2 separate regions of the Homo sapiens genome follow, and region 2 is linked to region 1. Evidence: read pairs that join two places in POLR2A ChIA-PET (ENCODE). Cell type or tissue: K562. All regions are shown on one strand. Links, peaks and the distances in the headings refer to the core of each region. The heading gives the core; the rest is flanking DNA. Region 1 overlaps HNRNPA1 (heterogeneous nuclear ribonucleoprotein A1). Region 2 holds the start of MIR148B (microRNA 148b).

Region 1 (5,374 bases), core at 211-5,210:
CAGTCTTCAAATTTTGGACCCATGAAGGGAGGAAATTTTGGAGGCAGAAGCTCTGGCCCCTATGGCGGTGGAGGCCAATACTTTGCAAAACCACGAAACCAAGGTATGGTATCTATGTAATTTTGGATAATGTCAAAAGAGTGTCTGTAGCTACTGCTGGGAAGAAAGCCCTTTAACTGCTATGTCTGGGCAGCAAAACGTTTATAGTTTAGAACCTTCAGAAAGTGATAATTTGATCACAAATTAGAAAAATCATGGGACCTCTTTACCACCTCCCTTGTAGTAGGGCCATTTTTAAATGGCCAGACACTTGAATTTAACTTTTATTATCCCAAATATGAAAACATTACTGTTGGCACTTTGAAACTTTAAAAGAAAAATTGTACTTTTCAGGTGGCTATGGCGGTTCCAGCAGCAGCAGTAGCTATGGCAGTGGCAGAAGATTTTAATTAGGTAAGTAAGCACCTTTTTGTGTGTTGACATAATTTTTTAAATTGCTGATGAACCCAATAACCCTAATGTAGCTGAGCAGTGCAACATAGTTAACATTATAATTGCAGTAATTGTGGATATAAAGTTAATATTCAGATCAGCAAAATTTGTGGGAAACAAACTTGATATTGGATTGTAGCCTTGAGTCTTAATATGTTTAGATTAACAACTTTATTCCATATTGTTCAACAGGAAACAAAGCTTAGCAGGAGAGGAGAGCCAGAGAAGTGACAGGGAAGCTACAGGTTACAACAGATTTGTGAACTCAGCCAAGCACAGTGGTGGCAGGGCCTAGCTGCTACAAAGAAGACATGTTTTAGACAAATACTCATGTGTATGGGCAAAAAACTCGAGGACTGTATTTGTGACTAATTGTATAACAGGTTATTTTAGTTTCTGTTCTGTGGAAAGTGTAAAGCATTCCAACAAAGGGTTTTAATGTAGATTTTTTTTTTTGCACCCCATGCTGTTGATTGCTAAATGTAACAGTCTGATCGTGACGCTGAATAAATGTCTTTTTTTTAATGTGCTGTGTAAAGTTAGTCTACTCTTAAGCCATCTTGGTAAATTTCCCCAACAGTGTGAAGTTAGAATTCCTTCAGGGTGATGCCAGGTTCTATTTGGAATTTATATACAACCTGCTTGGGTGGAGAAGCCATTGTCTTCGGAAACCTTGGTGTAGTTGAACTGATAGTTACTGTTGTGACCTGAAGTTCACCATTAAAAGGGATTACCCAAGCAAAATCATGGAATGGTTATAAAAGTGATTGTTGGCACATCCTATGCAATATATCTAAATTGAATAATGGTACCAGATAAAATTATAGATGGGAATGAAGCTTGTGTATCCATTATCATGTGTAATCAATAAACGATTTAATTCTCTTGAATGAAATGACAACTGTATGGATTTGGGACTGGCAGAGATTTGGACTTTCCCTACCCACTCCCCCTGATAATAATGTTGAATGCTTCTATCACAATTCAAGTTCAAAGCTCTGCCAGGGAATAGAAACTAGCTGCTGGCTAATGCCGCTCCATAAATCCGCAGATTTGAAGTGTCTGGGAGGCCTTTTAAAAATAACTAATATCAGAAAGCATTTTAATGAACGTAAAGATAGGCTTACATTAAAGGAAAACTGCAGTTTGACTGGGTTCTGGTTGGGTGGGCCTTCAGAGGTTCTATCAGTTAACTATACTAATTAATTTGGAGATTCAAACCATACCAATAGAAACTAAATTTTTCTACATAATTTCATGTTAACTGCAGTTTCCCTTTATGGCACAAGGGGTCACACAACCTACCTAAAATGTTAATTGTATAGAAAATGATTTCTAAACCTTTAACAGTTAATATCCAATAATGTGTTATTTGTACATAGATTCTTTTGAGCCTTACCTTTGGTGCTCTCTCAATTTCAGTGCTATTGTACCTAGTAGCATAGAGATTTGTCTATCAATAGGACTGTATATTCCATCCCATGGGTGTGTTGGAAGTTTGGGGAGGAGGAGGGTGGTGGGAGGTGGGTGGGAGGTGGTGGTGGGTGGGAAAGCATGGGTGATAGTTCCATGATACTGGCTGAGTTTGCAATAGCAGGTGGAACCCTAACTATTGAGGGAGTTTGCAGATACCTCAGGATTCGTGACAATGCCTTTAAAGATCCAGGAGAGATGTTCAGCTACTAGGAACTGCTAGCAAGTATAGCGCGAATGGCTCCGAGCTCAGACACTCTACAGCTGAGAGTAGACACTTGTGGTATGTGGAGTACAGATAAGCCAGGGGCAGGCCACGGCACGCTCCATGAAAGCTAGGAGGGAGTGAAATATCAGTGATCATCGCAAGGAAGGAGGCAGACAAGAGTAAGGCACACCTGACTCTTAGGACTAGCAGTCAGAACCAGGAGGAAAGGTTTTATTGCTATGCGGGTAGGTAAGAACAGATTTTACTTACATCCATATAGTTACTTAAAGTCCAGTTTTCTGTTAAACATTTTTCTTAATATATTGAGCCAAAACTAGTCCAGTTAAGCTGAACTTGGTTTTTCTGGAGATGAATTGTTTTAAATTGACACCCTATTGATGGCTCCCAGTTGAAGGAAGTGAGCACATTATTTGTACTGTGAATATAAATTTTTGCCCTTTTATTTATCTTCCTTTGACCCATTTCCTTAAAATAATGGCTCAAAGTAATAGACTTCCCCAAATGGTGGGGGGATGGGTGGGTTATTAATGGGAGGTATGGGGGGTTTAGCTTGAGATGGGACTTGGTCTTAGAGCTAGTTCTAAAGGTTGTTTACTTTTCTAGGGAGGAGTCTGCTACTAGTCTTATCAGCTCTTAAAAACAGAAACTCATCTGTCCAAGTTCGTGGCAGAAAGGTAAGTTTTTACAAATTAGTGCTCAGCAAAAGAATGCCCTGCGTTCCCAAAGTAAAAGAATGACAAGCTGTACCTTAAACCAAAACACTTCGTAATCTCATCCAATTGCAAAAAGAGTTATTAGCCAACCAGGTATTCCCAGTAGTGACAGTGGATATAACTGTGTAGTCATTCACCTCTGCTTATATGAATACTTTACAACCTCTTTTGCCTTTTGCAGGAACGTCCTTGTGAAGACCTTTATCTGAGCCACTGTACTTCGTTATCACTGCCATGCAGTTTACATGAGCTGTTCTGCAGCTCAAATTCCATTTTGTGAATGGGTTTTTTTTTTTAATAAACTGTATTTAACTTAGTTCTGCTTGTTTTGTCCTCCTTTGTGATATCTATGGTTAATAACATGTTGAAATTCAGGTTAGAGAGGATATGGTTGATTCTAATGTGAATTTCTATATTTAGATTCATCCCATTCAGCTTCATGGTTTAATGAAAATAGAAATGGGTTCTCACTACAGGAGTAATTCTTGGCTCACTATAAGTAAACTTTACTATTGATCCAATTGAGCATGTCCTTTTTCTAGCTCCCCTGGCAAGGGAAAATCAAGTTGTAGCACTGCCATTGAGCTCAGTATGTCTCTATTGGGACTTACGCTCACCATCTGTTGCAGAAGGACATAATGGATTTCATCTTTGGCAAACAAGTTGGGCTTATTGGCCAGCTGTCTCATACTTCAGTAGAATTCTCAAGCCAGGAGTAAGAAAGTGAACTGAATGAGAGGCAAGACTTAGCCTCTCAAAGATAGCCTAAAAATGTAAGGACTATTTTGGAAGCAATAATTGTACCCTCTAGCAAATGCTTAGGTTCTTGCGTGTGTGTGTGTGTGTGACGAAGTGTCCCTCTGTCACCCAGACTGGAGTGCAGTGACACTCTGCTCACTGCAACCTCTGCCTCCCAGGTTCAAGCAATTCTGCCTCAACCTCCCGTGTAGGTGGGACTAGAGGTGCCTGGCTAATTGTATTTTTAGTAGAGACACAGCGTTTCACCGTATTGCCCAGGCTGGTCTTGAACTCCTGGCCTTAGGTAATAAACGCCCACCTTGGCCTTCCAAAGTGCTGGGATTAGAGGTGTGAGCCACCGTGCCTGGCCACTAAACTGTTTCTGTTATTTTCAAGGAAAGTTTATCCAGCCTCAGTTTTGAGCCTAACAAAAGTGGAGGTAGGATTCTTGGGAAATTTTTGCCTTTTAACACCCATGCTGTTTTGAAACAACTGTATATGGGACTAAGTTCCATTAGCCTTTTGATACTTGGGGGAAGTAATGTCAGGGGTCTCAGTTTGTGACTTGGCATTTGCTAGAGGTTTTTATTGTAGACAATCAAATTTCCTTGAAGGGAAAGGAAAACTCCTAAGGATAGTTTCCTAAAAGCATTCCTATTGAAGAGAAACATTGTTTCAGTCCATGTACTTTGCTATATACTTTATTATAATACTGTGAAAAGTAAATTCCATTATTTTCTAAATGAGGAAATAGGCTGAAGATAAAATCCTGTCCCAAGTTCCTGCAACCACTGGATCATATAACTCAGATTGCTCTATTTTCAAACTATGTTCCACCTTGTTTAGGTCAGCACGCTGAACAAGTATGTGTGTGTATAAGACCTCACTAGTGATTTTCATGAGAGCAGGGGGATCTGACGTCTCTTAGGTAAACTAATTAAATTTCTGAACAGCTAGCCCAAGCCCCTGCCTTTGCAGCTTGAAATGTGGAAACAAGATGGCCGGGCGCGATGGCTCATGCTTGTAATCCCAACACTTTGGGAGGGCGAGGCGGGTGGATCACGATGTCAGGAGTGCCAGACCAGCCTGGCCAACATAGTGAAACCCCATCTCTACTAAAAATACAAAAATTGGCCAGGCGCGGTGGCTCATGCCTGTAATCCTACCTGGGAGGCCAAGGTGGGCGGGTTGCCAGCCTGGGCAACACGGTGAAACCCCGTCTCTGCTAAAAAAGTACAAAAAAATAGCCGGGCGTGGCAGCGGGCGCCTGTAGTCCCAGCTACTCAGGAGGGTGGGGCAGAAGAATTGCTTGAACCGGGGAGTCGGAGGTTGCAGTCAGCCGAGATCGCGCTACTGCTCTCCAGCCTGGGTGACAGAGCGAGACTCTGTCCCCCCTGCCCAAAAAAAATACAAACATTAGCGGGACATGGTGGCGCACGCCTATAATCGCAGCTACTCTGGAGGCTGAGTCAGGAGAATTACTTGAACCCAGGAGGCAAAGGTTGCAGTGAGCCGAGATCGTGCCACTACACTCTAGCCTGGGCGACAGAGCAAGACTCCGTCTCAAAAAAAAAAAAGAAAGAAATGTGGAAACATTGCCAGGTACAGTAGCTCAACACCTGTAATCCCAGCACTCTGGGAGGCCTAGGCGGGAGGGTCACTTGAGGTCAGGAGTTTGAAACCAGCCTGGCCAACATGGTGAAAAGCCCGTCTCTACTAAAAATGCCAA
Region 2 (5,374 bases), core at 305-5,304, 51 kb after region 1:
AATCCCAGCTACTGAGGAGGCTGAGACACGAGAATTGCTGGAACCCAGGAGGCGGAGGTTGCAGTGAGCCAAGATTGTGCCACTGCACCCCAGCCTGGACAACAAAGTGAAACAAAGTGAAACTCTGTCAAAAAAAAAAAAAAAAAAGTGTTGGCACAGAGTCAGGAAGTATACCTACTTAGCCATTTGGAGCTGGGAGTGGTATCTAGGAATTTCTCCTTCTAGTTTTTACCTTCTTAGTTTTACTTTATAAACAGGATTGAGACAAGAGAATCTTGTTACAGTTTTTAATTCACCAAGACCCATTGCCACATCAGGGTAATGCCACATCAGGCCCTTTTGGTATGGCCTTAGGGAATGTTTTTTTTTTTTTTGATCTGAAGTCTTGCTCTGTCGCCCAGGCTGGAGTGCAGTGGTGCGATCTCAGCTCACCGCAACCTCTGCCTCCCAGGTATAAGCGATTCTCCTGCCTCAGCCTCCTGAGTAGCTGGGATTACAGGCGTCTGCTACCATGCCTGGCTAAGTTTTGTAATTTTGGTAGAGACAGGGTTTCACCATGTTGGCCAGGCTGGAAGGATTTATTTTTAAGTAGACAATGAAGAACTTTTTAGTGATCTCAGTCAGCTTCTTTTTTTTTTTGAGGCGGTCTCACTCTTTTGTGTAGGCTGGAGTGCAGTAGCGCAATTGTAGCTCACTACAGCCTTGAACTCCCAAGCTCAAGCGATCCTCCTGCCTCAGCTTCCTGAGTAGCTGAGACTACAGGTGCATGCCACCATGCCTGGCTAATTTTTGTTTTTTTTAAGTTCTTGCAGAGACAGGGTCTCACTGTGTTGCCCAGGTTGGTCTTGAACTCCTGGCTCTAGTGATCTCCTGCCTCAGCTTCCAAAAGTGCTAGGATTACAGGCATGAGCCACTGCGCCTGGCCTCCATATTCTTATTTGTGCTCTTTCAGCTCTGTAGATGGCATCCTGTAATTCCCTCCATAGAGGCTTCTTGGTTTTTTCCCCTAAATGAATCAAATAATTCATTATAGTTTCCAAGTATCCTCTCTACCTTCCCCAAACATATTCTCCCAGTCTTCTGGTGGCTTACTAAGATCTTACCCCAAAGAGTTCTCTTACTATATACATTGTGAACAGACTTAATTCACTTATTTTTCAGGGCCCATCTCTACTAGTTTGTCCTACAAGACACACAAATAGAGAGCTTTTGCCGGGTGCGGTGGCTCACGCCTGTAATCCCAGCACTTTGGGAGGCCGAGGCGGGCGGATCACGAGGTCAGGAGATTGAGACCATCCTGGCTACAGTGAAACCCCATCCCTACTAAAAATACAAAAAATTAGCCGGGCATGGTGGCAGGTGCGTGTAGTCCCAGCTACTCGGGAGGCTGAAGCAGGAGAGCTTGAACCAGGAGGCGGAGCTTGCAGTGAGCTGAGATCGTGCCACTGCACTCCAGCCTGGGCGACAGAGCGAGACTCCGTCTCAAAAAAAAAAAAGCTCTTATCCAGAGCTGCCTTTGAAAAATATTTTTGCTTATGACTGTAATCCTGTGGAAGCTGCAGGTCACCGAGAAGGCCCACAGGGGGCAGCACTAGGAATGACTCTTTCCCTCTAGTCCTCTATGCGCTAGGGGAGAGAGTTCTTGGAGATGTTGATGCTTTTCACCAGGCTTTAGAAGCCCCTGATTGAGGCCGGGCACGGTGGCTCACGCCTGTAATCCCAGCACTTTGGGAGGCCGAGGCAGGCAGATCATGAGGTCAGGAGTTCGAGACCAGCCTGGCCAATTTGGTGAAACCCCGTCTCTACTAAAAATACAAAAATTAGCTGGGCATGGGGGTGTGTGCCTGTAGTCCCAGCTACCCGGGAGGCTGAGGCACAAGAATCACTTGAATCCGGGAGGTGGAGGTTGTAGTGAGCGGAGTTTGCTCCACTGCACTCCAGCCTGGGTGACAGAGAGAGACTGTCGCAAAAAAAAAAAAAAAAAAAAAAAAAGAAGCCCCTGAGATCAAAGATTCATTTGCAGCAGCCTAGTTGCTTGTTCTGTGGTGTTTCACCTGTCTTGAGGACAGCATTCTTGTTTTCTTGATAATAAAAACATAAATACATGAAAATCTGTCTAAGTCACCCAATCTCCCACAAAACAATCTGCCTATACATCATTTCCAAGCACGATTAGCATTTGAGGTGAAGTTCTGTTATACACTCAGGCTGTGGCTCTCTGAAAGTCAGTGCATCACAGAACTTTGTCTCGAAAGCTTTCTAGCAGCTACCCATTTTGGGAGTGGGAGGGAAGAATAGACCTTTTAAATTCTTTCAGTGTGGCCCTAAGCTGATAAGGTCTTTCTCAACAGTCAGCATTTAATGTGTTACAAGGTCAAGCCTAGTCCATTGTCCTGGAAGCCCATTTCTCAGTAGCTGGGAGTTATTTATAAACTTGCCCTTTGCAAAAACTTAAAATGAAATTACATTATCAGTAATGACTTCTGGGGCCTTTAAACTGGCTAGTTTTATGGCATAGCCCTCCCCACTCCTGAGAGGTAAAAGCCCCAGGCTGAAGTGGAACCAGCTGCAGTCAGGAGGTGGCAGGAGAAGTAAAGAAGCTGCTGGCTCCAGCTGTAGCAGAATGGAGAATTGAAGCGGCATTTAAGCGCCTGCCTAAATTCTCAGCTTTATTTAGTATGCTTCCTCCTTTGGAAGTTTGAAATGACCAGCCTTTTCTGTAATGCCTTCTTTCCCTTTTGAGAGCTCCAGTAAGCTCTATGTCAAATCTAGTCTTTATCCTTGTCCTCCTTAGCCTGTCTTTTATTCTTCCCAGGAAGATCCAATGTTTCTATTTTTGGGGTTTCTTTGATAATGTCTTCTAGGAAGCCAGTGAAAAGAACCAAGAGCAGAACCCAGGGATATGTTCTCTCTTTGCCGGTGTGGCTGTTGTAGGCACTCACACCCTGTTGGCCACAAAGGACATTGTCTGACTCTCCCAGTTGGCTGGGGGCCATTAGGGCTTTGCTTTTCTTTGGGTTCTAGGGATGCCAAACTCTATGGCTGCAAGAACCAGTTTCCTATGCCAGGTTAATGCCCAGCTTAAACTAATGGGCAGCTCTCTAAAGTTGCTGTGAATGTGGATAGAGGAACAGAGCCAAAGATTTCCAGGAAAAGGTTGTGGGAAAAAATGATTTCGTCTAAATTTTGTTCCTTTTGGACTTCTTTTCTTCCATTAAGAAAACTCATTCCCATTGTTGTCTCCCTTTTGGAATTGAGGACCCAAGTTGTTATAGAACTGAGCCTGCTTTACAGGAAGATCTTTCTGTGAGGAATTAGGAGTTAGGAGAGCTGCTTCTACTTGTGACCTTTTAAGACTAGACTCTAGAGGACTTCCCTCCACTAGGCAACAAAGTTCTTTAGTTTGAGAGAGGAGTTACTCATGCCTTGTTTATTCCAGAGTGTTATATATACAGGATGGACATCTCTAAGGAGTGTTTATCAGAGGAGGGATAAAGTTGGTAGTAATATCACCCAAAGTGGCCACATCAGAAAATCCACTTATATGTGGAGGTCTAATTATAAGTAGTCCCTTAGATGCATACTGCGTCAAGGTATTTTAACTTTATTCTCAAACTTCCTTTATTCTCTGAATTATTCACCAAATATTGAGAGTTTAGTATGTGTCAGGCATTGTTCTGGACAAATGGGACAAACCAGCGAACAAAACAAAAATTGCAGTCCTCAAGAATTCAAGTAGGGAAAGCTTATGTTCCTCATCACCTTGTTGTCAAAAGACTGGGTTCCTTTTACTTCCATTCTGAACTGCCCTCCTCTGCCCCCGCAAACAGGGTTGATTCTTTGCATGGAACCATAAACCTCCTGAAGCCTCATGAGGCAATTTATGTTTGTAGAGGCTGCAGTTTCTGGGTTCTTGGCAATGATTTTTTCCTCCTCACTCTTGGATATCTGTCAAACACATACTTTTGTGTTTGGCTCCTGTGAGGACTGTGGGTTTCTTAAATAAGGCCAGGAAAGAGGTAGCAAAGCAACAGCCTTGTCTCAGCACAAGGGATATCAATGGTAAGTAATGTTGATTAGAAAGTCAAGGAATGTAGGTCGGGCGCAGTGGCTCACACTTGCACTTTGGGAGGCCTAGGTGGGAGGATTGTTTGAGCCTAGGAGTTCAAGACCAGCCTGAACAATACAGTGACACCTTTTCTCTTAAAAAAAAAAAAAAAAAAAAGAAAGTCAAGGAATGTGAGGCTGCAAATACCTTTCATGCACACATCACTATCTCTCCACACTTTTGGTTTTTTCTATTCAATCAATTAGAGATGGGGTTTCACTCTGTCACCCAGCCTGGAGTGCAGTGGCGCAGTCCTAGCTCAGCGTGGTCTTAAACTCCTGGGCTCAAGAGATCCTATCACCTCAGCCTCCTGAGTAGCTAGGACTATAGATGCACGCCACCACACCTGGCTAATTTTTTTTATTTTTGTAGAGATGGGGGGTCTCCCTGTGTTTCCCAGGCTGGTCTTGAACTGGCCTTAAGCAATCCTCCTGCCTCAGCCTCCTGCGATTTTCCTTCTCCTAGTTAGCTGGCTCCCTTGAAGTTGCAGTGGTAGAGGAGAGCAACAGACCACCACAGGTTTTGCAAGTGATATACTTACAGTTGAAGAAGAACCATTAAGACTGAGGCCGTGATTCCTTATTTGATTCTTGGTAGTGGAAAAAAAATTACCCTCTTGCTCACTCACTCTAGGCCCCAGAGTGTTTCTCAGATAGATCATCTTCTCACTGCTTCTTAACTCCCCCAAAATTCAGGTTGGCTTTTGTCCTTGGAAGTTAAGTGGTAGTGGTTAAGGTATAGTGGAAGAATTGGAGAACATAGGAGAGTTTTTGAAGATGGCTGTTTTACTAGGCTGCATTGAGAACTGGTGTGCCTGTGCGTGTGTGTGTGTGTGTGTGTGTGTGTGTGTGTGTGTGTGTAAACGCTCTTTTCCCTCTGCTTAGTGTGTGGGTGGTTTAGGGAAGGCTTGCTTTATGCTTCTGCATTGCTACTGCATTCGGACTGCAGAAACTTCCAAGTATACTAGGACATTCAACCCTATTTTCAAATGGCTTTGTTCAGTGCCTTTTAATTAATCTGGTCACATTCTATAGCCACCTGTACATGGGAGAGCAGGAAGGGAGAGGGTAATTTGGAAAATAACTGTACCATAATATTTGGAAATAACAGCATGACCTCTCTTGATTAAGCCCCCTGTGAGTCAGAGAAACTGTTTCTCTGATGGTACTTTGGAATCCTTTGTTTAAATGCTTTCTCTGTCAATTCAGTTTACTTACCCTGGGTCTTTCTCAATGGGAAATATCAAAATCTGACCAAGTTGAGGTA

The links. ChIA-PET counts read pairs that join two places held together with the same protein. Peaks named below come from ENCODE experiments on the same cell type or tissue, not always from the same donor. Only the 100,000 strongest peaks of a DNase experiment are listed, where the experiment ranks them.
Region 2: POLR2A ChIA-PET joins it to region 1 with 36 read pairs; 34 of 35 experiments call an interaction of 5 or more read pairs at or near these places.

What each region holds. Positions count from the first base shown.
Region 1 is chr12:54,283,865-54,289,238 of GRCh38, forward strand. It overlaps HNRNPA1 (heterogeneous nuclear ribonucleoprotein A1), which reads left to right. Exons shown (of 11, transcript NM_031157.4): 9 at 1-103; 10 at 394-453; 11 at 685-3,223. The coding sequence ends at 449. Among named protein-coding and RNA genes, the nearest start is that of HNRNPA1, 5.8 kb to the left of the region's middle. In K562, for the core only: CTCF peaks have their summits at 1,772 and 2,466; a DNase peak (open chromatin) is centred at 2,267; H3K4me3 peaks cover 4,783 bases.
Region 2 is chr12:54,335,053-54,340,426 of GRCh38, forward strand. All of the region lies in intron 1 of COPZ1 (coat protein complex I subunit zeta 1), which reads left to right. It overlaps MIR148B (microRNA 148b), which reads left to right and starts at 2,164; the gene lies at 2,164-2,262. In K562, for the core only: CTCF peaks have their summits at 1,577 (motif pointing right) and 2,568 (motif pointing right); DNase peaks (open chromatin) are centred at 1,609, 2,439 and 2,947; H3K4me3 peaks cover 266 bases.